2 separate regions of the Homo sapiens genome follow, and region 1 is linked to region 2. A link is an interaction called in ENCODE POLR2A ChIA-PET data of the cell type or tissue named here. Cell type or tissue: GM12878. All regions are shown on one strand. Links, peaks and the distances in the headings refer to the core of each region. The heading gives the core; the rest is flanking DNA.

Evidence for each region. Peaks named below come from ENCODE experiments on the same cell type or tissue, not always from the same donor. Only the 100,000 strongest peaks of a DNase experiment are listed, where the experiment ranks them.
Region 1: POLR2A ChIA-PET joins it to region 2 with 10 read pairs; 14 of 35 experiments call an interaction of 5 or more read pairs at or near these places.

What each region holds. Positions count from the first base shown.
Region 1 is chr3:56,775,578-56,790,769 of GRCh38, reverse strand. All of the region lies in intron 1 of ARHGEF3 (Rho guanine nucleotide exchange factor 3), which reads left to right. Among named protein-coding and RNA genes, the nearest start is that of ARHGEF3, 19 kb to the left of the region's middle. RefSeq lists an enhancer at 6,567-6,966. In GM12878, for the core only: no CTCF peak of the experiment used is centred there; a DNase peak (open chromatin) is centred at 6,719; H3K4me3 peaks cover 1,268 bases; H3K27ac peaks cover 3,599 bases.
Region 2 is chr3:56,714,440-56,729,631 of GRCh38, reverse strand. It overlaps ARHGEF3 (Rho guanine nucleotide exchange factor 3), which reads left to right. Exons shown (of 10, transcript NM_019555.3): 10 at 10-2,212. The coding sequence ends at 362. Among named protein-coding and RNA genes, the nearest start is that of TASOR, 39 kb to the right of the region's middle. In GM12878, for the core only: no CTCF peak of the experiment used is centred there; DNase peaks (open chromatin) are centred at 4,181, 4,528 and 8,396; H3K4me3 peaks cover 909 bases; H3K27ac peaks cover 1,418 bases.

The DNA of each region.
Region 1 (15,192 bases), core at 3,383-11,382, 61 kb before region 2:
ATGGTAAGTCTTCCCTGTGGGTGCTTTCTGAACCCAAGGCCAGGGCAAGCTCCCATTTCAAGTGTGCTATCTTATGTTGGCATACTAACATTTCATAATCGCAAGTCACGCAGGCATTTCAAGAACGACCCCAGGCAAATACAGAGAAGATAACTAAAGGTCACTGGGGAAGACTATTTTTAATTTTTGACTTCACACAGGTTGGGGAGGGGTGGAAGTGGCTCATCAATATCATGTTAGGTTTTGGCAGTCTTGGTTCATTTTCTCAGCCATCCTGGTGATTGTGTTGGGGATGTCTGGGTGTGATCTTGCAGAAGGAGTCAGAAACCACTGTAAAGAAGGAAATAAGCTGTTAGAAGAGGGAAAACTGATGGTTTCTTGTGTGTAAGCCACAGATGCATGATGAACTGTCACCTCCACCTCCTTCCTCCTCAGATGTTTGGTGGTGACTTATCTGAGAGCTTTGAAGGAGAGAGCATCAGAAAAGACATGTTGCATTCTCTTATTAGTCTCTGAATGCTTTATGCCCAGGTTCCAAAGGCCTAGAAGAGTGAGCTTGATTCTGGCACCAACATCGAGGAACAGGAGCTTGCTTCGGAAGTCTCTTAAATGCAGCATTTATTTCTAAGCTGGTTCTTATAAGAGCTTCCCAAGTAGCTGGGGACAGGGCAAAGGTAGGCTTAGCTTCTTGGAATTTCAGAGTCTGTTTCTGGAATGAGAGGACTGGATTAGTTCATTGTTTCCCAGAAGGTGGGTTTCATACCACTTGGGCAGCTCAAATCTTATAAAGACAAATCACAAAATAATTTAATCACTTTCCCTTTTAAATTATCTGATCCTTCTGATTATTTCAAGTTTCCACTTGGAATTAGTGTGTCTTTAACACCTCCCCATCACTTGATAATTTCCCTGTGTAACTAAGTGTAGGCCTCAGGGTTCATTTTTTAAAGTTAGTTTCTGTTTATGGCAGGTGATAGTGATTTTCCATTTAAGGCAGTGATAGAGTTTATTTTTACAATAAGTTTTTAAGTAAAAAATGACTAATTAAGGAAATAGTACATAATAGCTCAGGTGATATGTACATATGGCAAAAAATTATCATGGCAATACAGAGAGTTTGGAAACAGTGAACAAGGCATGTTCTGAGGGGCTTTCTAGGATTAGAATTCTACAATAAGTTCCCAAGTTTGACACAGTCACTTGCAAACTAAACTTGAAATTTGGACATTTAGCATAGGACCCAAATTTCAGATACTAAGTAGATAAAAATTGGCTTTAATGTGTTATAGGAAATGAATCTGTGCTACGTTAGCCAACTTAAAAAATAAAAGTAGATTTCTGTTCTCAGAACATAAATCTTTTTCTTTTCAAAGCGTCAAAGAACATGCCAAAGTGCCAGCTAAAATGATTCAAACCATCCTGTTCCTTTTTTCCTTCACTCTGGTGGGAAGGATTGGGTGAGATTACACTTTAATTGGAGTCAGCCCTAGAATGTACTGGTTAAGAATTTGGATTTGGAAGTCAGCCTGAACTGAGTTTGAATCCGCACTTGGCCACCTGTGAGCTGAGAGATCTTGGACTTGTGTCTCATCCTCTAAGCCCTAGTTTCCTCATCTGAAAATTGGGAATTTGCAAGGGAATTGTGAAGATGAAATAGGCATATAAAGGGCTTCCACCAAACAAGTACTTAATAGGTCATTAGCAGCAGCAGCAGCAGCAGCAGCAGCAGCAGCAGCAGCAGCAGCAGCATCTATCTTGAACGTAGATCAGTTGAGTAGAAGCTATAGGTGGTTATACTTAGCAAGGCATCTGCTAGGAGGTAGCTCCTTCCTTTGTAGGAAATAAAGAGATCAGAGTTAGCATTGGGCATTATTATTTTTAAAACAAAAGATGTTCCAAGCATACTGGCAAGCTTCACATTCATTTCTGCCAGGTAGAATAACAAAAAAATCTAGTGTGGCTTTCTGGTTGTTCCCAGAATGACTTTCAGACAGGGGTTGGTGTGTGAGCTCTGGGTAGAGAGGCACCCTGGCCAGAGGAGTAGGGAGCAAGTTGTCCTGAGGCCGGCTCCCACCTGACATGCATCATCTGAGAATCCTAGCCAAGTGCCAACCACGGACACAGACCCAAGGCAAGCAGATGAGGGTGGATTAGGTTGCTTTGAGCTCTTCATGCCCTATTCATTTGCAGGGTGCTTTAACTATAAATAGATCCTTTGTTGGAAATGTAGGGAAACTCCATAGTGTGATGGATATGAGCTGGTAAAGAGCTAGACAACTAAAAAATGACCCCTAATGCTCTTTAATTGTCCATAAATATTTATTGAGACCTGGCTCTGTGTATCATGTTCCCCCTGGTTTAGAAAAGCCATGCTTTCTGTCCTCAAGGAACTTCTACTTCAGTTTGACCAAGTCATTAACAACACGACAATACGGGTAGTGACTGTCAACCACGAGGAGGGGGAGAAGCAGGCAATTTCATTGGGGAGCTTGGCAGACTATGGAGGGGGAATACTGAGAAGTGGTCATCCAATAGGCTCCCTGATGCTGGATGCCCGCCACCCCCCAGTCCTCAAGTGTGCCCTTAGCAGAGGGCAGCATCTTCTGGGGGCACATAAGCGGGACACCTTTGAACCTGGGCTCACTAAGATTCTGAGGGAGGAGTCAAGAGGAGCTGCTGATTCCAGAGTGATAGGGCTTGAATGCCAAATGAACATTCTGTCCTCCTCCACACCCTGCGTCAGTGTCTACTTCCTTTCTGCCTCTACAGCCTATTCGTTTCAGGGTTCCTCCCTGGTTTAGGAAACTAACAATGCTGTGGTTAATTAAGAACCCAGGCCTTGCTGAGTTAATAGCCTTGGGCTCAATTTGGACTGTGTGACTTCAGGCGAGGCCCTTAACGCCTCTGAGTCTCAGTTGCCTACACTGTGAAATGGGTATATTAATAGCACTAACTTAAGAGAAGTCAAGGAAATAATGCACAGAAAGCACTTTGGCACAGCCTAGCACAAAGTCCTCCTGTATATTGCTATTATATTATTATTATTATTATCAGAGGAAGTTGTATATCCTGGGAAGCCAGTGTCGGGGTGGCGGGGAAAGTTTTCAAGGCAGGTAGATTTGAATTCAGATTTCACCACTGCCAGTTAATTACTGGGTATGACTTGGAGGAAGTCATCTCACTTCTCTGAACACCTGCTTCCTCCTCTATGAAACAGGATAACGGGGTTGCTGTATGGCATAGATGAGAGCGTTTGTGACTCCATGGCTCTCAGTGCCTCCTTTCCTTTCCTAGGCTTCCCTCATTGTTTATATAGTGCTTCAGAGTCACAAGAGTCACACCTGCGTCAGGTGTAGTAGGATGACTGCTCTGTTTCTAGAAAATTGCTAGAGTCTATGAGTAGGCAAGTGCCTTGGCAGGGTATAATTTATTTAATCGCAATTGATCGAAGCTTTGCAGGGTCAAGTGGCCCTCTGCACAGTCCTGCTTTGCAAACTCAGGGGCGCCCCTCGCTTGACTCTCAAATGTTGGGGCAGAGGGAAGGAGGGCCTGGCATGTAAAAGAAGAACCTTCCACTTCATCCTTGTGCCCTTCCCAACCTGGCAGTGCTTGGGAAACCTTTACCAAGGAAATTATTTTGCCAATTTAGACTCCCAGCAGTCTTCAAAGGAATCCTCCCCTCTGTAGATGGCCCATATTGGAAAACACTTGAGAACCTTGCTGCTCTCTGCTGCAGGCATCCTTTGCCTCAGGAATAAATACCATTTTTATTTTACCACCAGAATGTCCTTGTCTTTTCTGGAAACTTTTATTGACATCCCTTACCACTGACTCTACAATGGCTAGCCAACTTTTTTTTTTTTTTTAACAAAACCCAACAACCAAATCACAGGTTTGTATTTATTCTTTCATTTTAAGTCAGTTGCCACTGTCTACCCATTTTCCCCATTATCTCTTTGGAATTGAAACTAGCTGAGAGTGATGCTGGGAGCAGAGCTGAGTCTCTGAGCTCCTTGCCTTCTTTGTTGTGTGCTGCATCATTTTTTTATATTCACAGGCTTCTGCATTTTAATAAACTGTAGATAATGATACATCTGGTTGCATATTAATTGCTGAGAGTTCAAAATAACACGTAATCACTATGTTTCAAGGTTGCAGATGTACAGCACTGAGAGCCAGTGTTTGTTATGAACCTTTGGAAAAATCCGTTGTTACTGGGTATTTTTAAATTCTTGTCATTAAAAATGCACTACAGGATGGAAAGTGTCTCAACAAATGAAATCAGTTTTGTGTTGTGCACACATGCACATACACCCCTCCCAAAGAATAACATTTTGAAGCTATTCATCTGCTCATTTGGGGGGTGTGGGGGCAACAGAAATGCCAGATGAATCCATTATAGATTACTTACCTCACAGTTTCCTGAACAGCATGCTTTGTATCTTATTTATCTGCATACCCTTGCTCAGTGAGTGGTAAGATGTCAGCTGAAAGCCAAAAACAGGAAAGTTTAAGATTTTTAAAAATTTATTTCCAATTTAATCAATCCCATGTGGTTGTTTGACTAGTAGCTTTTTCCATTCTGAATAATCAGATTTCAATGTATTCTGTTTTCGGCTGGGAGCAGAGTGCTCTAAAACACCCGGGTGCTGTGTCCCCTGGTTCTAAGTGTGGACATGTGCTCCTGAGGACACACATGGACCAAACATTTGAAGGGATAATTTGTGCTAGAAGGGACAGCTGGGAGTTAACCAGGGAGCATCTTGAACATATTTTGTGTTTCTTTCTGGAGGTCACATCTCTGCAAGGCCTGTCTGCTCAAAACCGTTGTTCTTGTCAAAAACGGAAACCAACTAGACATCAAGAGAAGGGGATCCATTTTCTTCTGCAGACCCAGTGCCCTTGGTCAGACGTCCCTGTAGTTTTTACCCAGCAACCAGTTAGGATCCCTGGTCCCTGTCTAGTTTTCAGTCGGATGACAGACCTGACTGTCAGCTTTGCTTGCCTGAGATGTGTTTGATCATCCCAGATTCAGCTGGAACAGTCTGTCCTTCCTTTGGGACACTGAGATTAAGATCTGAGCACCCTTTTTCATCTCCCTACTTCTTTTTCCTCTTCTGGGAAGCAAGATAATGCTGAGCTTCAAAGAACGACAGATGGATGAGAAAGAGAGAGGACTTTTCTGTGGTTCTGTGTGGTCCTTTCTTGGTTACACATTATTTTTGTGAAGTTTCACCTTGCACATCCGACATGGGTTGAATGACCAGAGTTCCTCTCATTGCCTAATTCCAGACAGTATTGGGATCTGGCAAGACTGGAGACCAGCTCTTCTAGCCCATAATTCAGCAGTGTTGGTGGCAGTGGGCGGGTGGGAGGATAATGCAAACCTCAAGACCCATCTATAAGGACCCAAGATTAGGACTTGGGTCCTTATCTTGAGATTTTACTGCTTTCCTTTCTTCCAATATAGCCTTGAATCCTGCCAGACCACCGCTAGTTTTGCCGTATCCAGCCAGAGCTTGACTAAACAGATGATAAAACCACAGGAAGAAAAGGAAGGCAGGAATATGGCATCAAAATACATGGTCTCGTAGCAGCCTCAGTGGCCAGAGCAGTTATTGGTATGATTCTGGCAGGTGACGTGGAACTCTAGCTTTGTCCCTGGAAGGATCAAGGCAAAATCCAGTGCTGCAGGGAATAGAAGAGGGCAGGGGCGCAGGCTGGCAGAGAGACCATGCCTCTCCCAGGACAACAGAAATAAGGACAATACTCTGATATTTACTGAGGACTAACAGGCGGGTGTCTGCCAAGCATATTATACACCTAGTCTCCTGTGATCCTCCCAACAACTCTGTGAGAAGGTAGGAGAGTCATCTTCACTTCACAGTAGAGGAAACTAGCTTATAGAGGTTATATTTTGGGCCCAAGGTCGTAGGGTATTGCACTCTGACCAGACAGGTTGGCTCATATTTTATCCTTAGATCCTTTGCAAAGAATCAATGCACTCTTTGGGCCAGAGTGATAAGAACTTTGTCACTTGCTGCAGAGGCATTCAGATTATTCCTAAGCTCTGAGAGAGCCCAGAAAATGTCCTTAAAGAAGCAGGAATGGAACTCCAGTGGCATCCTTTTCCTCCTTCTCCAACCCCACCCAAGGGGAAGCGAGGGAATCCCTTTTACAGTGATAAACAAATGCAGAACATATATTCCACCCAAAGGTTTCCAAGAAGTCAGTAGGAAATGACTGACTCCGGAACCCCAAAGTCACAGAGACTGTCCTCTGGACCCCGTGGCTGTGACCAGGAGATCTTTTCTACCTCTGGGTGCCTCGTTGTGTGACCAGGAGACCTTTTCTACCTCTGGGTGCCTTGTTGGCATCATCCAACCAGGGATGTCCAGCCCCATTTTCCAGACCGGCGGATGGGTGTGGCATTATAGGCACGTTATTTCTGTGGCATTCTTGCCAAAAATGCATAACCTGATGTGAGAAAACATCCTCCGGGCCCATGGCTGGCCTTCCCATAAGGGCCACAGAGACTTGATGCTGCTGGCAACTCTCCTAATTTTTAAGGAGGTTGAACTCTTTAAAGTTCTCCAGCTCTGAGCATCTGGCCCTTTCTGCCTCAGAAGGCAGATGTGGAGCCAGGGACCGCAGAGAGAGCTAAATATTTGGCTTCCTCTTTCTCTGAAGGTCTGTAGCATCATGTCTGGGCATGACCAAGATGAGTTTCAGGCAGTGGGGGCTGGTGTTTGCTAAAAGGAACTTAACAGGGGTGTGGGTGTGCAGTTCTCCCTCTGCCCAAGGTTAAGTAATAGTAACATCCTGTGTAAAGAGAATTGAATGTGGTTTTCTGCTAAACTTCAATGTTTTAGGGCTGTTTATTAGATGTGTTTAATCTTGGGCCAATTTAACCAGTAGCAGACTAATAAAATAACAGATTTGGGCTTGCTGCCAGGACAAATGTTGACTTACCCTTATAATGTTGACTAAAACGAGTAACTTTGAAAGTTATTGCAGAGTGAAACCTTAGCCAGAAATACAGCGTCTGAAACAGTGGTTTTGTTTTATTTTACTGGCTCTGCTTAGAGATTATGTTTGTAACCTAGGCTGCTGCCTGCTTCACCTCTCAGAGTCCTGTATTTTACTGAATTATTTCCCAAGGCTCTTTTTTTCAGCCCATAAACCTTCACTCAGCAAAAATGAATTTCCCCATGGCAGGCAAGTAGGAGAGGTTACTTTTCCAATGTGGGGGCAAAAACTCAGTGGTACCAAGAAGAATGAAGGTAATGACTTGCTTGAGTCTTCTCTCAGAAACAAAATGGTATGCCATGAACATTCACCCTCTCCAAATTTGTAGTAAAATTAATTGCTTCTCCCGGGTGTACCGGAAGAAATCCATCTCGCTTGCCGCCTACCCCCACCTTTCCTTCATTTTGCCATGCAGTTTATTACAAACACTAGAGAGCTATAGTATTTTGCTACCATGTGTTTTGGACTTGAAGGAAACAGGGGAGGCCAGGAGGAAATGAAGCTAGGAGGACTACAGAAATTGTCATAAAGTGTGATTTCTTTCTACCCCTGTTTTTTTAATTTGTGTTTTATAGGAAGCTGGTTTGGGCAGGGCCTCTGAGCATGGTTTCAGAGGCTCCTGCCAGCATTGTGTGAGCTCAGCCAACTGCCAACTGTCCTCCTTATACCTCTCCCTTATTCAAGGCTCCCCCGAAAGCAACCACCTCACAGGGAGACTTTGGCCAAGAAGCCATAGGTGCTGAATCTGCTTTTGGTGCTGACTGGCTCAGGCAGACAGAGCTTGATATACAGAGAATAAACGTCATCCCTCTAACATTAATATGTTCAGTTTTATGTACCTGAGAGTTGATGGTTTAATTTGTGGGTTTGCCCAGACTCTCTTGCGACTTCTCTCATCATCTGCTCTTTAGCACTTCCATGAGACGGGGCAAGAGATTGTTGGAGTCTCAATCCAGCAGCCCGAAAGCCTGTCTGCAGCTTGGGTTTGAGACTGAACTAACTCAGGGTGTTTTGTGGATTTTAGTTATCCAGGCTGTCCCTGTTCCCTCATTAACAAAAACAAAACAAACCCCAGCTTTTTTTTTTTTTTTAAGAAGGAAATTGGGATCTTTTCCTCATAGCACCTTATCTTAATATGGAGGAAAGAGTTGAGCCATTTTATCAAAAAGGAAATCAAATCCCCCTTGGATGCCTAATGTGAGGCAACTGGCAACCAAACTCACGGCCGGAGAAAACAAACACAAGAATGTGGCTTCCATGTTTGAGATTAGCCAAGACAAAGATAGCAGGGATGCCTCCCGGAACAGTTCCTGGTGGTTTGTCAAAGTCCACAAAGCTTGCAGTCCCTTTGTTGAAATCACTGATAAGCATACAAGAGGAAAATTATAGTTCTGAGTTTGAAGACCTTTTCTCACCTTGGGGGTTAAAAACCAATAATTCTGAAACACATTTGGCCTAATCAATGAAGTCAGGTTTCCGTTGGGATTTGGGCCTCATTATTTGTCTTTCATCTTCTGGGAACAGATGACACCAGGTCAGTTAGCTCTGTGCCAGGGGAAAAAAAGAACAGAAAAAATATTTCAATGGAAATTTTAGAATTAGGAACAATTATTTCATTATTATTATCTTTTTCTATTTCCAAAAAAATAAGATGAAGAGTCATTTGCAAGCTCCAAGGCAGCTCCCCTTTCTGTACCCACAGTCTTACTCCTCCTTTGCTCAGGCAGCTCTATGAAGGCCTCCTCAGTGCTGCATATGTGCCCTACGTTCCTGTGTTGTCCACCGCACCATGCCCTGCCTTCCAGCCACCCCACCTGCTCCTTCCTTGCCAGCTCCACCTGACACTGACTCTCTTGACTCTTTGTGGCTCAACCTTCTGATTCTCCCTATTCAGCTGGGAGACATTCCCCACAACAGTGACACCTGTATACTTCAATTAAGGCCACTTTGCACATACTGAGTAAACACTCCCTAAATTGGGCTAAGAAGAATGCACAAAGTCACAAAGTCCTCCAAACTATGTGTTAGTTACAAAGAGAATAATATTAACTTTACAGTGGAGAAATCCAGCAGACACCACCTGTGTTAGTTTCTTATGACTGCTATAACAAAGTACCATAAGCTAGGTGGCTTAAAACAACAAAAAATGTTTGTCTTATTCTGGAGGCTAAGTCTGAAATGAAAATGTCAGCAGAGGCCGGGTGTGGTGGCTCACACCTGTAATCCCAGCACTTTGGCAGGCCAAGGCAGGTGGATCACCTGAGGTCAGGAGTTGAGACCAGCCTGGCCAACATGGTGAAACCCTGTCTTTACTAAAAATACAAAAATTAGCCGGGTATGGTGGTGTACTCCTGTAGTCCCAGCTACTCGGGAGGCTGAGGCAGGAGAATCGCTTGAACCCAGAGGTGGAGGTTGCGGTGAGCTGAGATTGTGCCACTGCACTCTAGTCCCAGTGACAGAACGAGACTCTGTCTCAAAAAAAGAAAAAAAAAAAAAAGACAAAAGAAAATGTCAGCAGAGCCATGCTCCCTCTGAAACCTGCAGAGGAATCCTTTCTTCTTCCAAGTTCCTGGTGTTTGCTGGCAATCCTTCATGTTCTTTGGCTTGTAGATACATCACTCCAGTCTCCACCTCTCTCTTGTCACATGGCCATCTTCTCCATGTGTGTCTCTAAATTTCCCTCTTCTTATAAGGACACCAGTGATTAGATTTAGGGCCTACTCTAAACTAGTGTGACTCTTCTTAACTTGATTTTATCTACAAAGATCCTATTTCCAAATAAGGTCACATTCACAGGTATCTGGAGTAAGAACTTACACTTATCTTTCAGTGGGGGCATAATTCAATCCATAAGACCATCTTAACTACGTAGTCAAAGTTAACATCACCAGTAATAAGACTTAGCAACATGGTGTACCACCTATATGATATACCAGGAAGGATACATCTTTGTGTTTTTTCTTGCCAAAAATGCATAACCTGAACTTAATCGTGAGAGAACGTAAGATTAATCTAAAGTGAGAGACATTCTATAAAATAACCAACCAGTACTCTTCACAAGTGTCAATTAGAGAGCTCTAGTATTTTGCTATAAGATCATGAAAGACAACAAGACAGAGGAACTATATCACAGATGGGACAGAAATATAACTTTGGATTCTAGATTAGATCCTGGAACAGAAAAAGGACACTAGTGGGAAAACAGAAACTGGTGGAATCCCAATAACTCTGTTAATAGTTTAGTTAATAGTATTGCCCCAATGTTAATTTCTTAGTTTTGATAAATGTACTGTGGTTATGTAAAATGTTAACATAGAGGTAGTGGTGTAAAGGATGTATGGGAACACTCTACTAATTTTGCAACTCTTCTGTAAATCTAAGATTATTTCAAAATCAATGTTTTGAAAAAGAGTATGCTCATATTAAGGGAATAGATAAGCTCACCTGTTCTTAGAGGCAAAGATGGCAGGGGGAATAATCTTTAGCAAAAACATACCAATTTGTGAGCCCTATTCTAGGCTCTGATAATTATCTTGCTATTCACAAAGTACTGTGCTATGTGCTCATCGTCATTATCTGTCTGTTTTTGGGCAGAATAATGAAGCAGAGGTGTATAGTCCAGTACATGGTCCACATTTTGCCTCTACCTGAAATACGTGATCTTGTGTATTTGTGCTCCTTAAACCTTGGCTTGCTCACTTATAAAATGGGGATAATGATACTAGCTTTCTCATAAGATGTTCTGAAGATGCCAAGAGCAAATCCTTATAAAGCTCTTCGCCCAGCACCTGCACAGATTGTAAGTTCCCTGTAAAGCATAGCTCCTACCCACAGAATTCTCACTGCTGTATTACGAGGTTATTTCCCCATTTTTCAGTTGAAGAAACTGAGTAAGTAACTTGCTTAAGACAAGATTAGTGAATATGAGAGCCAGACTAAAATAGATAAATCTATAAAAATATGGCTCATTCTCAACCATTTTGTTAGAAAAACATTAACACAAGAGGGAAAATCTGTAGGAATTCGTTGAAAGAAAAGGTACAAAGCAAGCTGTCAAGTGCCCCCATGCTGGGTGGAGTGGGGCCATTTGAAGTAAAGCTTATAGCTGGGAAGAGGCAGAAGCAGGAATTAAAGAATTGTCCATGGCGTGAACCCGGGAGGCGGAGCTTGCAGTGAGCCAAGATGGCGCCACTGCACTCCAGCCTGCGCGACAGAGCGAGACTCCGTCTCAAAAAAACAAACAAAAAAAAAAAATAAAAAAAAACTTTTTATTTTGACATGCACCATAGGCAGGCATGTACCAAATACATGTACCATTTGACATGTATTTTGTCACGTACCTGTGCCCTGCACCTAGCTTTGACAACTACCAACCTGTGACCAGTCCTGTTTTCCTCTTTTTCCATCCACTTTCTCCACTGTCATTATTTTGAAGTAGATCCCAGGCATTATATCACTTTTTATGTCCTTTGTTCATATATATATATTAAAATGGTCAAGGAAAGTTGGCATTGTGTTTAGAAAGTTAAGAGAATAAAATGCAATAAAATAGGGTTTACTCACATAAAAAGTAAGTCAAATGTTTCCCCTGTTTATCAGGGGAGGACCCTGCATGTCCAGCTGCAGGGAGAATATGCAAATCAAGCTTATGCCATCTACTGGAGCCTGACGATGACTAGGTGTGCCTGTGGGAGAGTGCAGTGCCTGGGAGTGTTGTCCTTGGGTATGTTACAGTAAAAAAGCTGAGGCTGAGGACCACTGACCAGGACATGACTGGTCAGCAAACAACAGTCAGCAAACTATGGCCTGAAGACCGAATACAGCTGACTTCCTATGGGCCTCAAGCTAAGAATAATGTCTACATGTTATAATGATTGAAAAATTTCAAAAGAATAATATTTTGTAAGCGGGGCATAGTGGCTCAACCCTGTAATCCCCAGCACTTTGGGAAGCCGAGGCGGGAGAATTGCTTGACCCCAGGAATTTGAGACCAGTCTGGGAAACATGGCAAGACCCCTTCTCTAAAAAAATTTTTAAAATTTAGCCAGGCATGGTGGTGAGCACCTGTAGTCCCAGTTTCTTGAGAGGCTGAGGTGGGAAGATCTGCTTGAGCCCAGGAGGTTGAGGCTGCCGTGAGTCGTGATCGTGCCACTGCACAGCAGCCTGAGTGACAGAGCAAGACCCTGTCTCAAAGAATATTTTGTGACATGAAAACTATGAAATTTGAATTTTAGTGTTCATAAATAAATGTTTAATATGATATAGCCACACTTATTTATTTACAGATTGTTTGTGTCCGAAAGCAGAGATGAGTAGTCATGACAGAGGCTGGGTAGCCCCTTACAGAAAAAGTTAGCCAGGCCCTGGGGTAGGGCATGGGCTCTGGAGTCAGCCTGACTGGGTTTACATCCTGGTCACCTTGTTTTAGCTGAATGGCTTTAAGCAAATTGCTCACTACGTGCCTTAGTTTCTCCATCTTTAAAATAGGGATTGTAGTAGTAGTTACCTTGTGAGGTTGTTAGTAGGAATAAATATGCAACTATATGTAAAGCACTGAGCTGAGTTCCTGCTACCAGTATTAGCTCATTATTATTATTTGTTTATGCTAGAGTTTCTCAGTCACTGTAAGATTGTAACTTCCTATTTAACATGAGGACAATGAAAGCCACCTAGAAGGTTCCTGGGTGGATTAAACATGACCCTTGGGAGTACAGTTTCCACACACCACCTGGCACACAGATAGAACCCTGAAAAGGCTTTCCTGGAATTTCCAAACATTTGAAAGACTTTTTTTATTTGGCTCCATCAACTCATGGGTAAGAGTATCTGCTAGCACAATCAATTCTCACCTCTTCCTTGCTCCTGGCCAGATGTAAAGCAGCTGAGAGCCACACTGCCCTGCAATGCAGCAGCCTGAGTCCTTATGCCAGTGGCTACATTTCCAGCCTCTCCTGGGTGGTGTTTGAGGCTCAATAGGGGTAGAGTCTCAGGGCAGCTGCAGACATGACATAGATGATATTCCTACTATTCCTCACCCCACTCTGGCTGCAAAAAGGAAGTGCAGGGAAAATGAGTGGGGAGTTCCTGTATGCCAGTCTGTTTCAATGGAACTATTTTTGGAGGAATAAAAAAGTATGCTAGATTATATTGGTACGATAGGCATTTTCTTACATTGCATATAGTCTGCTTTGGCTTTTACCTGTTGAGGGGAAGAATGAGGAGAGGATAAAAATCATTGTATCCCCTAGAGAAGGAATATCAAAATCCATTTAATAAAAAAACTCATACTAAGAATAAAATTGCATAGTGTTTTATTCTCCTTTGTTCATAATTAAACACAAGATATTTTAAATTGTCAAATCAGTTTCTTTATGAAAAAATATGACCTGTATGCCTTTATTCTCTCCTTTCCTTCTTCCCACCCGTCGCTTCTTTTCTTCTCTTCCTTTTTTTCTTTCCTTGTCCTCTGACTAAATGAAGAACAAACATTTGATAAAAGCCACTGCCAATTCATGATAAAAATTCACAGCAAAGTTGGTACAGAAAAGAACTTTCTCTGCGTGTTAAAGGGTGCCTCTCCCATGCTCTCAGCAAATATTTAATGATGAAATCTTATTAATAATCACTGTAGAACCAAGAATTAAACTAGTATACCCACTGTCTTGGCTTGTAATCAACAATATACAGGTGGTTCTAGCCAGTGCAATAAGACAAGAGAAACAAAAATGTTATAAGGCCTGGAAAAGATGAAACAAACTGTTATTCACAAAATACTGTCTATACAGAATGCTCAGTGTCTTTTTTTCTTTTCTTTTTTTTAAACTTTAGTGAGATACCCTTCTGCCCTATCTTAAAATCACGTGGTGGGGGGTGGTGTCTGCACTTGAAACAGGACACTTGGTTCCTGGGTTTAGCATTGACCTTGCCCAGCTTGGTCTGGCAGCTGAGTTGTTGGACTAGGAAGCGTCCCTGCAGGTTGTGTTCTGTTACCTCTCTGTAAAGCCTGAAAGCATCCCTACGATTGCATTTGCTAGTTCTCAGTAGAGCTATTTAACAAGAATCTGGAAACATTTTCCCTGAGGGCTCTCTTTAGACAGCAGTAAAATGTAGCTGGAGACATATTGAGTAAATGGAAAAGAAAAATCTAATGAGGCCAGGAATTTTTTTAATCTTCTATTCTCACAGAAGGCCTCAAGGAGAACACCATAATTCATATTTTACTCATGTGGGTTAGGCATAAAGCCTCCCCCATAGATCCAATAACCTGTAAGTGTTCTGGTTTTGAAATTGCACCTGCTTACATTGCTGGATCATAGCACTAAATCACACAGCAACGGCTTCTGGTTCAATTGTTCATTACTTGGGAATGTCAGATTGCCAGAGAGCAGCCTGATGTTTACATCCAAATCGGCAATGCCTTAGGAAATCAGTTTTAATTACAATCTCACGTAGCAGCACTGCACTCAACCTTCAGAGAGGCTGGGATTTGTGTTGAACCTACATCTTATAGCTGTGCAGAAAATGCCTGTCCGACTGGGTCATGCAAAATGGACAGCAAAGTCAGCAGAACCTTAGAAAAGATGACACAGCAAGTGGAACACAGCTGGATCATCCCCCGTCCTGTCAAGCGTGCAGTGCTCTCTGGCCCCTTTTTAAAACAAGGGAACCCAGTTGGCGTTTGCCTTTCAGCTTCCCCATTCTGATATAAAAATCTGTGACCCAGCAGCTTTAACCATAAAAAAGAGAGAGAGAAAGAGAAAGACTCAGAGTCAGCGGGCAGGATTCTCTGAGACCAGGTCCTGCTCCCTCAGGGAATCTTTGTCACCTCACTTGCTGTAATGCAGTTTGTGCCACCAACCTGGCATTTTCAGCCCAAAGCAGGAGCCATTTAGACAAATTCAGGGGATGCTTAAGAGGCAGTGTGTGTGTGTGTGTGTGTGCTTGCGCGTGTGTGTGTGTGTGTATTCAGTACGCTAGTGGTGCAGCTCTGACGTAAAAAAATGTTTTAAACCCTCCTCTGAGCACAAATGCTCAAGAGCCTGGCACTGGACAGGGAGCATCCTGAAGGGCATTGTCACCTGAAGCAGAAGAGCTGTCAGATCTTTCCCTTCAGCACTTAAATCATTGTCACGCAATGGCTTTCATCTTGGGAGATTCATCCTC
Region 2 (15,192 bases), core at 3,580-11,579:
CCTTTCTAGTTAAAAACTTCTTCAGAGTCAGTTTCAAAAATGGATCCCAAAGTCAGACCCACTCGCTACAAGCCAATGACACTTTCAACAAACAGCAGTGGCTTAACTGTATTCGTCAAGCCAAAGAAACAGTTTTGTGTGCTGCCGGGCAAGCTGGGGTGCTTGACTCCGAGGGATCGTTCCTAAATCCCACCACCGGGAGCAGAGAGCTACAGGGAGAAACAAAACTTGAGCAGATGGACCAATCGGACAGTGAGTCAGACTGTAGTATGGACACGAGTGAGGTCAGCCTCGACTGTGAGCGCATGGAACAGACAGACTCTTCCTGTGGAAACAGCAGGCACGGTGAAAGTAACGTCTGACAGAAGCATGTGCACTTCGGGAAGCAGGCCTGCATCTTACCTGTACAGTATTTGCATTCCACAGATGGAACGGTTTGGAGAAGCACTTTTTCATACTTTTGTGAAAGTATACATGTTGGCCCAGTCTCTCGTATCTGTACCTTTGTCCCTAGTACTGTAACTGCCAATCTGTCTGTGTAAGCTGGAATCTGTGGCAACTATTACCCTGTGTTGTATTTCCCAAGTGTCTGGATGGATGGAGAGGTACTCAAACAAGTTACTTTCAGTTGTCCTGCTGGATTTTAAAAAAATAGAAAAAGAATCTCAAAACTACTGTTTTACATAGATTGTTTGAAGAGTCCTTCCTCTTGTGCTTCTGTACCACTTTCCCAGCTCTTAGATGTGGTAGCTAAAGGCACGGAATTTAGACGGCCTTGTAAATAGGGCATGAGGAACTCATCTGTGTATTGGGATGGTATTAGAGAGAGAATCAGGAAAGACCAACTCATGAAGTGAACTTGGTTTGATCTTACTCAACTAGAAAGCTTGAAAACATCCCTGGGGATTCTGAAGGCTTAATTTTGCAAAGGAGGATGCATTGTCTGAACTTTGCAACTTCATCCAGTGCAAGTTTGATGCAAGAATGTATTAGGACATAAAATAGAGGCTGACCTTAAAAGGGCCAGGACAGAAGCGGCTGCCAGCTCTGAATCTTTAACTGAAATGCACATGGCACCAGGAGGTGTCTCTCATAGTTGGTTGCTAGCCTAAAACATCAGAATAGAACCCAAAGGGCTTAGGAAGGCCTGCCAGGATAACAAGAAGGCCCTGTATTCATTGTGTTTCATCTGCCTAGGCCTACTCATTATTTTAGAGAATGAATGAAGCAACAAGGAAGAGAGACCATGACTCTATCGATGACACTGTTTATAGAAACACAGGAGAGGAAGAATTTGGAATGAAAAGCACTTCGTCAGAACCTTCTGTGGGAGCCATTGAGAGAAAAGCATGGTCCAGTGCCTTCTGAGAAAGGCCAGAGCTTTGGGCTTTCCTGCTCTGCTTTTGGGTCGTCAATTTGCCATCTCTGGTTCTGTGCTATAATCAGAATTGTAATTATGTTCTCCAGAGGCCAATTTCATTAACTCTGATTAATTAGAATCAGCTAGCCAGATTAGTAACCTCTTTGTCCAGCCTTGATTTACAGTGCAGGGTAAAGTGCAGACCTTAAAAACAGCTAAGTACCTAGAAGAGCTCCCTGCAAGTGTAAATATTAAGGATGACCTGTGCAAAATTATACCCACACCAGCACTAGTGGTAATTATTCTAAATTATTGCCAAAAAGTTTTTTTTAATCTGTCTTTCAAGTTTACAGAAAAGAAAGCAGTAAATGCATTGATGTCATTTTATTATGTACATATATCATGTGCATTCAAGCTGTGTGACAAGATATATCAATATAAAAACAAGGTATATACTTTATTATTTTTTGAAAACAAGGATATTGTGATCAATTTTACCCTGTAAAACATATTTCTGTATTTATAGGTCTTAAACATGATGAATTTTTTCTATTACAAGTTTATTTAAAACTGCTTTCTCAAGTCGTTATTGATACAGCAAGTGAACCTGCTGCAGACAGAAGCAGAGGAAAGCCAAGAACAGCCTTTATTGGTGAAGAAAAGAATGAATGATTCTTTGTAGGCGCCATCAGCCACTTTTAGAAGCCATCAGCCAGTGTGTTGGGAAAAGAGGTTTGTCAAGTGTTGGCCTATGGGAAGGTGGTCAATGAATGTTTTGATGAAATGAATGTTTTTGTATAATGGCCTTAAACTTTTCTGGAAGTATTTCAAATAAATTACATTATTAAGTCATCCTCCATGTGTACAGTGTTTGTCCTACAAACAAAATACAGGTTTCAGCTGTGTTCCTGGGGAGGTTCTTTCTGAAATTTTTGTTTGTGGTTCCTGAATACAAACTTTAAAATAGGATGCAGATTGATACAAATGCTTTTATTTGATCTATCAAAACTTTCACAGAACTCATTTTTTTTTTCTTTCTTTCTTTTGAAACAGGATCTCACTCTGTCACCCAGGCTGGAGTGTGGTGGTGTGATCATAGCTCACTGCAGCCTCAAATTCCTGGGCTTATGCAATCCTCCTGCCTCAGCCTCCCAAGTAACTGGGATTACAGGTACACACCACCACATCTGGCTAATTTTTAAATTTTTTGTAAAGATTGAAGTTTCACTATGCTGCCTAGGCTGGTCCTGAACTCCTGGCCTCAAGTGATCCTTCTGCCACAACCTCCTAAAGTGTTGGGATTACAGGCGTAAGCCTCTGAGTCTGTCCAAGAACTCATAATTCTAAAATCTGTTTTCTCAAGCATTCTCTATTCATTCACTTATTTATGTGTTCACTTTTAATAACTCTATCTGGAATCCATACTATGTATAAAGTCAAGTGGTAAGTCATAGTTGTTATAGAAAAGAAATGTTGAATCTCACTGCTAATATAGGTAACTGTTGAGGAACTTGAGGCTAAATAAAAGAAGGCAAATTTCACTTTGAAATTCTTACTGGAATTTCAGTCTACTTTAATTAAAATGATTAGTACTCTTTCTAGTCTGAGCACAGTGGCTATACCTCTAATCCTAGCAGTTTGGGAGGCCAAGGCAGGTGAATTACTTGAGCCCAGGAGTTCAAGACCAGCCTAGGCAACATGGCAAAACCTCATCTCTACAAAAGCACAAAAATTAGCCAGGCTTGATGGCATGTGCCTATAGTCCCAGCTACTCAGGAGGCTGAGTCGGGAGGATCCCTTGAGCCTAGGAGGCAGAGGTTGCAGTGAGCTGTGATCACACCATTGCACTCCAGCCTGGGTGACAGAGTGAGAACCTATCTCAAAAAAGAAAAAAAAGATTAGTACTCTGTCCCACAATGAGTGAGGTTTTTTAGATGAAAAGGCTAAACATTTTTAAGCTGTTAGTAGCCAATTCTCAATAGCACATTGGCCCAATAAGGCTGGTAGTTAGTCTTATCTTTACAATAAGCTCTCACCATTTTCTTTTTTTTCTTTTTCTTTTTTTTTTTTTTTTTTTTTTGAGACAGTCTCGCTCTGTCACCCAGGCTGGAGTGCAGTGGTGCGATCTCAGCTCACTGCAAGCTCCACCTCCTGGGTTCATGCCATCCTTCTGCCTCAGCCTCCCAGGTAGCTGGGACTACAGGCGCACGCTGCCACGCCCGGCTAATTTTTTGTATTTTTAGTAGAGACGGGGTTTCACCGTGTTAGCCAGGATGGTCTCGATCTCCTGACCTTGTGATCTGCCTGCCTCGGCCTCCCAAAGTGCTGGGATTACAGGCCTGAGCCACCACGCCCGGCCAGCTCTCACCATTTTCTTTAACATACTGTTAATTCCCAAATTTGGCAAGATATTCACATAAATAAATATAAGTCCAAATTTTTTCCCAAATGCAAAGTCGCTTCTCCTAATTTTTTTCTTCCTCCTCCTCCTCATCTTTTTTGTCCGTCCTCTTTTCTCACTGCTGCTTTGGCTATTCCCTCTGTTTTTCACTCCTATAATTGTACTGACTGTCAATGCTAAAGGATGTATCTTACAGTATATTAGAAGATGTTTGTACTGACATTTTGTGGGTTAGTACAAATGAGTGAGGGCTAAATGGTTTTTCTTCAGTCAATTTTCAAGATGTTATTTCACATACAACTAGATGTAATCCTTGCAGTCTAAATGAAAACTCATAAGCAATGAACAGAGCCAGAACTAGCAATTTTCTGTAAAATTAGAGCATGGTTTCAGCTTCTGGGTTGTGGTCACCGCCACTGACTGCTTTAGTTTCCATTCCCAGCACAGTCTGCGGCAGCTAAGAATGCACAACTCTTCATAACCACAGCCCTGTTTCAACAAAGACTGTGTGGCTGCAGGAAACTGCAACCCACCATCTTGGTGAAGAGCCTGTTCAACTTTCCATTTACATTCTGTCCATGTCCGTTTTTTACTAATTCTCCCAAAGCCTGAGGACTCTCAAAGATTTGGCAAAGAAACTGTCTGGCCAATCAGTTTCACTCACCTGGTTCCCCTTGGCATTGAGGAGAGAAGACACTGAATACCCCCCCTTATTGATGCAGCTGATTCAATTAATTCACACTAGCTTGTTTATTGACAGAATTCTAGAACTACACTATTGGAAGGGAAGAGGGTTACCCAAGCCCAAACCTACCAGTAAAAATCTGACAATCATCAAAATTTAAAACCTTGTCCGCATGAGCACACAGTGAGAAAAGGTGACCGTATTCACTGTACCTGAAGGGTATTGAGGGAAACAAGTTGGAAAAAAAAATGCTCATGACATCATATCTCCTTTCTCCAGGCTTGGTTCATATATCAGTCAGCTGCACAGACCTACCTAGTCAAAGCAGTTTTCAGTTGACGTGAGGGAATAGCAAGGAATTAGAAGTCATGCACTGTATCTTTAAGAGCTAATCACTTAGCCTAGGAAACTGGACATGCATTCCAAAGCTTGTCCACATGCAAACATACCTAGGTATTAATGAACTGTGCTCTCTCATCTGTGAAAGGTTTGAAAATGACATCCTACAAGTGTTTTATTCTCTGTTGCCAGGGACACTGGACCCTTCAAGCCCATTTAAATGTGAGACTGTATGTGAAATCACTTTTTAAAAAGATACTAAGAGCTAGTAGTTTTCATTGTTATTTAATAATCACTTTTAAATTTGTACATGTTGCCCAGGCATGGTGCCTTATGCCTGTAATCCCAGCACTTTGGGAGGCCGAAGAGGGCAGATCACTTGAGACCAGGAGTTGAAGATCAGTCTGGCCAACATGGTGAAACCCCGTCTCTATTAAAAATATGAAAAATTAGCTGGGCATGGTGGCAGGCGCCTGTAATCCCAGATACTCAGGAGGCTGAGGCACGAGAATCACTTGAACTTGGGAGGTGGAGGTTGCAGTGAGCACAGATTGCACCACTGCATTCCAGCCTGGGTAACACAGTGAGACTCTGTCTCAAAAAATAAAAAAAAATAAACCGTACATGTGAAATTTCTCAAAAGTGTGGCCTTGGCCTGGGTCTTTTTCATTCGTTGTACTATATACCTGGAGAGACTTTTCAATCCAGATAATTTGGAATTTTTTCTTGTATTTTTTTTTCTTACATATTTTCATTCCCACAATTTTCTATTTTCTCTTTCAGGAATTCCAGAAAGAGAGATGAACCTTCTGGATTTTATGCCTTAACTTCTGGATTGATTTTCAAATAGTCTTAATCTCTTTATTCTTACTTTTTATTTATTTATATTTTGTTCAACTCTCAAGGAGATTTCCTCACCTTTGTCTTCAGATCCTTCTATTAATTTGAGGAGAGGGTTGCCATCAGTTTTTTTTTCTACTATAAGTTTTTCTATCATTCTTTCTATACTTAAAGCACCCTTATTTTTATTTAATGAAGGCAGTGTCTTCTCTGAACTCTCAGAAGATGTCACAGTTCAGTTGAATTTTCCTTCATCTTTCATTGTTTATCTGGGAATAATAATGGTAATTAATAGGATTTGGGGGAGGATTCAATGTAGTAATACATCCAAAGTACTTAGAATGGGCCAGGCATGGTGGCTCATGCCTGTAATCCCACCTGTAATCCCAGCACTTTGGGAGGCTGAGGCGGGCGGATCACGAAGTCAAGAGATCGAGACCATCCTGGCTGACATGGTGAGACTCCATTTCTACTTAAAATACAAAAAATTAGCTGGGTGTGGTGGCGTGCCCATAGTCCCAGCTACTCAGGAGGCTGAGGCAGGAGAATTGCTTGAACCTGGGAGGTGGAGGTTGCAGTGAGCCGAGATCACACCACTGCACTCCGGCCTGGCGACAGAGCGAGACTCCGTCTCAAAAAAAAAAAAAAAAAAAACCTTAGAATGGGGCTATGCCCCGTATTTTTGTTTACTTCTCCAAATCCACTATGCACCCTGATTCACTCTTCTGTGTGTACTTCATCATGGGCTCTCCTGCCTGACGTTTCTGGTTTGGTTTGGCCCAGTGAAAATCCTGTCATTATATCAGTGAGAGGGAGAAGAGTGAGTTTAGAGTATTCATTCCTCCAGCTCCCACCTGGAGGATTTCCTTGGGCTGGTTGCATCTCTTATCGTGAGGTCACAGCTTCTCTCAAGGAGTCCTCTCTGAATTCCTGTAACCCTTCTAGCCTAGTATGGTAACAACCCCACTGTCACTAGCCCCAGGATATTGTATTGTCCCTACACACTGCCCAAACTTTGTGTACTGTCCCTTTATTAAAACCTCCTAATTTGAATATGTGATATTTGAGTATGCTGCTGAGCCCCTGATAGATACTGGTTCCTGATATAGTAAACATATATGTCTACTATTGTCATCATTTATGTTATTTCACCATTTGCTTTCCATTTTCAAATGTTGTGGTCCAAGGATAAACAGATCTTTGGAATCATCAAAGATGGGTTTTGTGTTTCTATTTTTTGTTATCGTGATGGATTGTTTTCTGGGAAGATAAATGAAAGCGTATTTCAAAAACAAAGGCAAAATACTTTTTCAGGCATATGAAAGCTAAAAGAATTCATCACCAGCAGACCTCCACTACAAGAAATGTTAAAAGGACTTTCTTTGAAGAGAAACAGAATGATACCCTGTGGACATATGGATCCAAACAACAGAATGAAGAGCACTAAAAATGCAACTATGTCAGAAAATAGGAGAGGCTTTTCTTACTATTTAAACTTCTTTAAAAGTAATTAGTTCTAGGTCGGTTGTGGTAGCTCATGCCTGTAATCCCAGCACTATGGGAGGATCACTTGAGCCCAAGAGGCAGAGTTTGCAGTTAGCCAAAATCAAGCCACTGCACTGCAGCCTGGGTGACAGAGCAAGACACTGTCTTTAAAAAAAAAAAAAAAAAAAAAAGGCGGCCGCAGTGGCTCATGCCTGTAATCCCAGCACTTTAGGAGGCCAAGTTGGGAGGATCACCTGAGGTCAGGAGTTTAAGACCAGCCTGGCCAACATAGTGAAACCCCGTCTCTACTAAAAATACAAAAATTAGCTAGGTATGATGGTGCATGCCTGTAGTCCCAGCTACTTGGGAGGCTGAAGCAGGAGGATCTCTTGAACCCGGGAGGCGGAGGTTGCAGAGAGCCAAGATTGCACCACTGCACTCCAGCCTGGGCAACAGAGCGAGACTCCATCTCAAAAAAAAAAGAAAAGTAATTAGTTCTAGCCATGATGGAGTAACAGGCACCAGATTTGCCTTTGCAACTGAAATAAAAACAAAAAGATGAAAAAACCTATAAAGCTATAGCTTTGAAGACACTGGACATCAGGCAATGAAGGACAGTGACCCTAAGAGAAGAGGTATAAATGAGGTGAGCCCTGCAATTGCTCCAACTTCCAGTCTTGAAAGGGATTTCAGGACACAGCACAGGGAGGGTGTCCATTTGCATTGCTATAAAGGAATACCTAGCCTGGTTAATTTATGAAGAAAAGAAGTTTATTTGACTCATGGTTCTGCAGGCTGTACACGAAGCATAGTGCTGCCCTCTGCTTCTGGTAAGGGCCTCAAGAAGCTTCCAATCATGACAGAAGGTGAAGGGGAGCCAGCGTGTCACATGTCAGGAGAGAGTGAGAGAGCAAGGAGGAAGTTCCAGACTCTTAAACAATCAGATCTTGTGTGAACTCAGATAACTCATTACTGTGAGGATGACACCAAGACATTCATGAGGAATCTGCCCTCATGGTCCAAACACCTCCCACTAGGCCCCACCTCCAACATTGGGGATTACAGTTCAACATGAGATTTGGAAGGGACAGACATCCAAACTATATCAGAGGGGGATCCCAGGTAGACTCCAGTGAACTTCCTGAGTGGAAGTTTTGGAGCTGAGAGTTTAGGGAGACCAAGGCAGCTACAGTTTACAGAACAAAGAGGAGAGCAGTCCATGGAGAGACAACCTCAGAGATTACTGTAGAGAGTCCCCCTCAGGTATTAAGCAGAGTATTGAAAAGTGCATACATGTGAAGAAAATACCCAAGGCTGAGGGGAAATACCCTAAAAAAATTAGAACACACATAGTGCTTGGAATAGTGCCTATTCTCACAAACCAGACTAGAAGAATATAATTCACAGGGCATTGGGTAAAGTACTCAGAAGGGTCTAGTTTCAGTAGTGGAGAATAATTAGTCCTAGAGTAAACACTGCTCTGGTCCAACCTAATAAATCTTAAAGACCAAATAGTATCAAATTGTTTCCAAGTAACCTAACTGCATCCTGGAGCAAAGCTCAACAATATTTATGGGAATACAAAATTATCCAGCACTGAATAGGGTAAAATTCACAGTGCCTGCCATCTAATGAAAGACTACAAGACATGCAAAGCAGGAAAACACAACCCATAGAAGAAAAACATAAAAACCAATCCAAACTGACTTAGACCTGACAGAAATGTTAGAATTAGCCAACAAGGATGTTAAAACAGTTGTTATAGCTGTATTCCATATTTTTAATGTTAAGTAGAAACACGAAAGAGATGAAAAAAGACCCAAATATAATTTCTACAGATGAAAATTACCATCAATGAGATGAAAAATATGGCCAGGTGCGGTGGCTCAAGCCTGTAATCCCAAAACTTTGGGAGGCCGAGGCAGGTAGGTTAACTGAGGTCAGGAGTTCGAGACCATCCTGGCCAACATGGTGAAACCCCGTCTCTACTAAAAATACAAAAATTAGCTGGGCATGGTGGCACATGCCTGTAATCCCAGCTACTGGGAAGGCTGATGCAGGAGAATTGCTTGAGCCTGGGAAACGGAGGTTGCAGTGAGCCAAGACTGTGCTACTGCACTCCAGCCTGGCTGACAGAGCAAAACTCTGTCTCAAAAAGAAAAAAAAAAATACACTGGATGGGATTAAGAATAGTTTAGACATTGCAGAAGAAAATACTAGTGAAAAAGACAGCAATAAAAATTATTGAAAGTGAAACATGGAGAAAAGAGGATTTTAAAATGAAAAGAGTATCAGAGAGGCATTGTGTCTGGAATTGGTGGGTTCTTGGTCTCGCTGACTTCAAGAATGAAGCCGCGGACCCTCGTGGTGAGTGTTACAGCTCTTAAGGTGGTGCATCTGGAGTTTGTTCCTTCTGATGTTCGGATATGTTCGGAGTTCCTTCCTTCTGGTGGGTTCCTGGTCTCGCTGGCTCAGGAGTGAAGCTGCAGACCTTCACGGTGAGTGTTACAGCTCTTAAGGCAGCGCGTCTGGAGTTGTTCGTTCCTCCCGGTGGGCTCGTGGTCTCGCTGGGCTCAGGAGTGAAGCTGCAGACCTTCGCGGTGAGTGTTACAGCTCATAAAAGCGTGTGGACCCAAAGAGTAAGCAGCAGCAAGATTTATTGCAAAGAGTGAAAGAACAAAGCTTCCACAGTGTGGAAGGGGACCCGAGCGGGTTGCCACCGCTGGCTCGGGCAGCCTGCTTTTATTCTCTTATCTGGCCCCACCCACATCCTGCTGATTGGTAGAGCCGAGTGGTCTGTTTTGACAGGGCGCTGATTGGTGCGTTTACAATCCCTGAGCTAGATACACAGGTTCTCCACATCCCCACTAGATTAACTAGATACAGAGTGTCCACACAAAGGTTCTCCAAGGCCCCACCAGAGTAGCCAGATACAGAGTGTCGATTGGTGCACTCACAAACCCTGAGCTAGACACAGGGTGCTGACTGGTGTGTTTACAAACCTTGAGCTAGATACAGAGTGCCGATTGGTGTATTTACAATCCCTGAGCTAGACATAAAGGTTCTCCAAGGCCCCACCAGAGTAGCTAGATAGAGTGTCGATTGGTGCATTCACAGACCGTGAGTTAGACACAGGGTGCTGATTGGTGTATTTACAATCCCTGAGCTAGACATAAAGGTTCTCCACGTCTCCACCAGATTCAGGAGACGTGAATCTGAATTGGGTGGTCAATGGGACTGGGCGCCGTGGAGCAGGGGGTGGTGCTCATCGGGGAGGCTGGGGCTGCACAGGAGCCCATGGAGGGGGTGGGAGGCTCAGGCATGGCGGGCTGCAGGTCCGGAGCCCTGCCCTGCAGGAAGGCAGCTACAGCCTGGTGAGAAATCAAGTGCAGTGCCGGCAGGCTGGCACTGCTGGGAGACCCAGTACACCCTCCGCAGCCGCTGGCCCGGGTGCTAAGCCCCTCATTGCCCGGGCCGGCAGGGCCGGCCGGCTGCTCCGAGTGCGGGCCAGCCAAGCCCACGCCCACCCGGAACTCCAGGGGGCCCACAAGTGCCTCGCGCAGCCCAGGTTCCCGCTCGCGCCTCTCCCTCCACACCTCCCTGCAAGCTGAGGGAGCCAGCACTGGCCTTGGCCAGCCCAGAAAGGGGCTCCCACAGTGCAGCGGTGGGCTGAAGGGCTCCTCAAGTGCCGCCAAAGTGGGAGCCCAGGCAGAGGAGGCGCCGAGAGAGAGCAACGGCTGTGAGGACTGCCAGCACGCTGTCACCTCTCAATCCCCCCTCTAAACAGGACACCCCAACTGCTGTTGGGAATTTGGCCGATGACCGCTCTAGCTACTTCCTGCTGGACAGGGGCAAAGAAGGGGCCCTGCAGTTGTAGTGTCCTTCAGAGGAGAGGTCTCTAGGCCAGGGAAAGTGCCAGCGGGTCGGTCCAGGGGTCCTCGGTAGAAGTTGTTAGTTGAACTCATTTGGGGTTCCATTTGTAAGACCATCCGTAGCTTGATGGCCTCGATTCTAGAGAAAACAAATTTGACAAGAAGGTTAAAAATACAGGGCCCAAAGGCGAGTAACAGCAAGATGGCTGCCACGGGACCTAGAAAGGGGAGAAGCCATGTTGCCCAACTCCAGAGATTGGTATAAGACTTTGAAAGGCGTTGTCTGACTTCAGAAGCCTTTTCCTGTAAACGCTGGGCAGCATCTCGTGCTATCCCCGACTGGTTAGTGTAAAAACAACACTCTTCCCCTAAGAAGGTGCAGAGTCCTCCTTTCTCAGCAGTGAGGAGGTCTAGGCCTCGGTGGTTTTAGAGAGTCACTGCTGCCAAAGAGTCTATTTGGGATTATAAAGCAAGGATAGATTTCGTTATTTCTTGCAAACTGTCTGAGAGGCAGATATGGGTTGAAGATCCACATAAGTAGAATATGCCTTGGCTGGGTAGATAGACATTTACCCTGGCTTTTAAAGGAATAGGGTACACTGTTTTTTCTTTACTACTTACATCTCTCTCTTTCTCTCTTCGACTTCTCCTTTGTCTCTTCCTCTCTTTTTAACTCTCTCTCTGACTTCCTGTGTCTGTCCCTCTTTCTCTCTGACTCCTTCTTTATCTCTTCCTCTCTGTCTCTTTCTTTGACTTCCTGTCTCTTTCTTTCCTTTCTGCTGCCTCTGCCAGCTGCTTATGCTGCTGTTCTCCCCTCTCCTTCCCATTTTGATGGCTTTGTCAGTGTAAGAGCATGAGGTAACTTTCAGTGCCCTAATATATATGTAGTTGGAATCTCTAAAGACATGGAGAGAGGCAGGAAACAAAAATCGAAATAAAGCCAAAATTTCTCCAAACTTGATGAAAACTATAAACTCACAGATCCAAGAAGCTTAATGAACCCTCAAACACAAGAAGAAGAAAAATACAAGGCTTTTTTTTTTTTTTTTGAGACGGAGTCTCGCTCTGTTGCCCAGGCTGGAGTGCAGTGGCGCAGTCTTGGCTCACTGCAAGCTCCGTCTCCCGGATTCATGCCATTCTCCTGCCTCAGCCTCCCAAGTAGCTGGGACTACAGGCGCCCGCCACCTTGCCTGGCTAACTTTTTGTATTTTTAGTAGAGACGGGGTTTCACTGTATTAGCCAGGATGGTCTGGATCTCCTGATCTCGTGATCCGCCCGCATCGGCCTCCCTAAGAGCTGGGATTACAGGCGTGAGGCACCGCACCCGACCACAACAAGGCATTTTATAGTCAGACTGCTCAATACCAGTGATAAAGAGAAAAATCTTACAAAGCAGCCAGAGGAGGAAAACATGTTACTTACAGAGGAACAAAGATAAGGATTACAGAAGAATTATCATTGGAAACAAGGGAAGCAAGAAGACAGTGAGGAATATCTTTAAAATACTGAAAGATGGCTGGGCGCAGTGGCTCACGCCTGTAATCCCAGCACTTTGGGAGGCCGAGGCGGGCGGATCACAAGGTCAGGAGATCGAGACCAGCCTGGCTAACAAGGTGAAACCCCGTCTCTACTAAAAATACAAAAAAAATTAGCCAGGCGTGGTGGTGGGTGCCTGTAGTCCCAGCTACTCGGGAGGCTGAGGCAGGAGAATGGTGTGAACCAGGGAGGCAGAGCTTGCAGTGAGCTGAGATCGTGCCACTGCACTCCAGCCTGGGCAACAGAGCAAGACTCCGTCTCAAACAACAAGAAGGAAGAAAAGAAAAAAACTGAAAGAACAATAGCTCAACCTAGAATTCTGTACACAGTGAAAATATATTTCCAAAACAAAGACAAAGTAAAGACTTTCAAACATAAAGCTGAATTTATTACCAAAAGACCAGCATTACAAGAAATACTAAAGAAAATCCTGGCCGGGCACAGTGGCTCACACCTGTAATCCCAGCACTTTGAGAGGCCAAGGTGGGGGGTTGGGCGGGGGGGGCGGGGGGGGCTGGATCACGAGGTCAGGAGTTGGAGACCAGCCTGGCCAAAGAGACCAGCCTGGCCAACATGGTGAAACCCCGTCTCTACTAAAAATACAAAAATTAGCCAGGTGTGGTGGCGGGCACCTGTAATCCCAGCTACTCTGGAGGCTAAGGCAGGAGAATTGCTTGAACCTGGGAGGTGGAGGTTGCTGTGAGCCCAGATTGCGCCATTGCCTGGGTGACAGAGCAAAACACTGACTCAAAAAAAAAAAAAAATCCTTGAAGCAAAGAAAATGATGCCAAATGGTTGCTTTAACATTCAAAAATTAGTCAATGCAAATTACCAAAGTAAAAAAAAAAATAGATGCATAAAAATGCATTTGACAAAATTCAGCATACTGATTAAAAAAAGAAAATCTTCAGCAAACTAGGAATACAGGGAAATGTTCTGACTCTAATAAAGGCTATCTATAACAAACTATGACTAGCCCCACAGTACTGAAAAACTGAATGCTTTCCCCCTAAGATTGGAAACAAAAAAAGGATGCTCATTCTTACAACTTTTATTCAATATTGTACTGGAGATCCTAAATAATGTAGTAAGTAAAAATAAATAAAAGACATCCCAGTTGTAAAAGGAAAGGTAAAACTGTCTTAATTTATAGGTAACATGATTAGGTAGAAAATTTTATGGATATACAAAAAAGCAACTAAAACTAGTGAATAAGCTTAGCAAGTTTGCAGGATACACAATAAACATACAAAAAGCAATTATATTTCTATATGATAGCAATGAACAGTGACACATTTGAATTTGAAACAACACCATTTAGCATCAAAAATATGAAAAGCTTAGCGATACCTTTGAGAAAAATATGCAAAATGTACACTGAAAATTATAAAAAGAAATAACACTTAGAAGACCTAAGTGAATGGAAAGATATACCATGTTCATAGATGGAAGACTCAATATTAAGATGTCAGCTCTCCCTCAAATTAATTCATAGATTTAACACAATACAATCCTAAATCTAAGTGGGCTGTGTTGTAAAGATTGGCAATCTGATTTTAAAATAGTAATGGAAATCTAAGAGAACTAGAATAACCAAAACAATTCTGAAAAAGAACAACAAAGTTGAAAGACTTACCCAAACAAAACTCACTATAATGCTACAATAGCCAAGACAGTGTAATTCTGGTATGAAGATGGACAGTTGGGGCTGGGCGTGGTGGCTCACACCTGAAATCCTAGCACTTTGGGAGGCCGAGGCAGGCAGGTCATCTGAGGTCAGGAGTTTGAGACCAGCCTGACCAACATGGAGAAACCCTGTCTGTACTAAAAATACAAAATTATCCGGGTGTGGTGGCACATGCCTGTAATCCCAGCTACTCGGGAGGCTGAGACAGGAGAATTGCTTGAACCCAGGAGGCGGAGGTTGTGGTGAGCTGAGATCGTGCCATTGCACTCCAGCCTGGGCAACAAGATCGAAACTCCATCTCAAAACAAACAAACAAAAAAGATGGACAGTGGCCAGGCGCAGTGGTTCATGCCTGTAATCCCAGCACTTTGGGAGGCCGAGGAGGATGGATCACCTGAGGTCAGGAGTTCAAGACCAGCCTGGCCAACATGGTGAAACCCTGTCTCTACTAAAAATACAAAAATTAGTCGGGCATGGTGATGTGTGCCTATAATCCCAGCGACTTGGGAGGCTGAGGCAGGAGGATCGCTTGAACCTGGGAGGCAGAGGTTTCAGTAAGCTGAAATCACGCCACTGCACTCCAGCCTGGGCAACAGAGGGAGACTCTGTCTCAAAAAAAAAAAAAAAAAGATGGACAGTCAATAGATACAAATAGGAGTCCAGAAATATAACCAACATATATGGTCAATTGATTTTCAACAGGGTTGCAAAGTGAATTCAGTGATAAAGGATAATCCTTTCAATACATATTGTTAGAACAATTGGATATTTCTATGCAACAAAACCCAATAATTTAGGCCTTTACATTACATCTTATACAAAAATAAATGGATCATAGACATAAATGTAAAACCAAAAACTATACAACCTCTAGAGGAAATCAGGAGACAATATTTGTGACCTTGGGTTAGGCAAAGATTTCTTAAATGGGACCCACAAATTATAATCCATAAAAGAAAATAATTGATAACTAAGACATCATTAAAA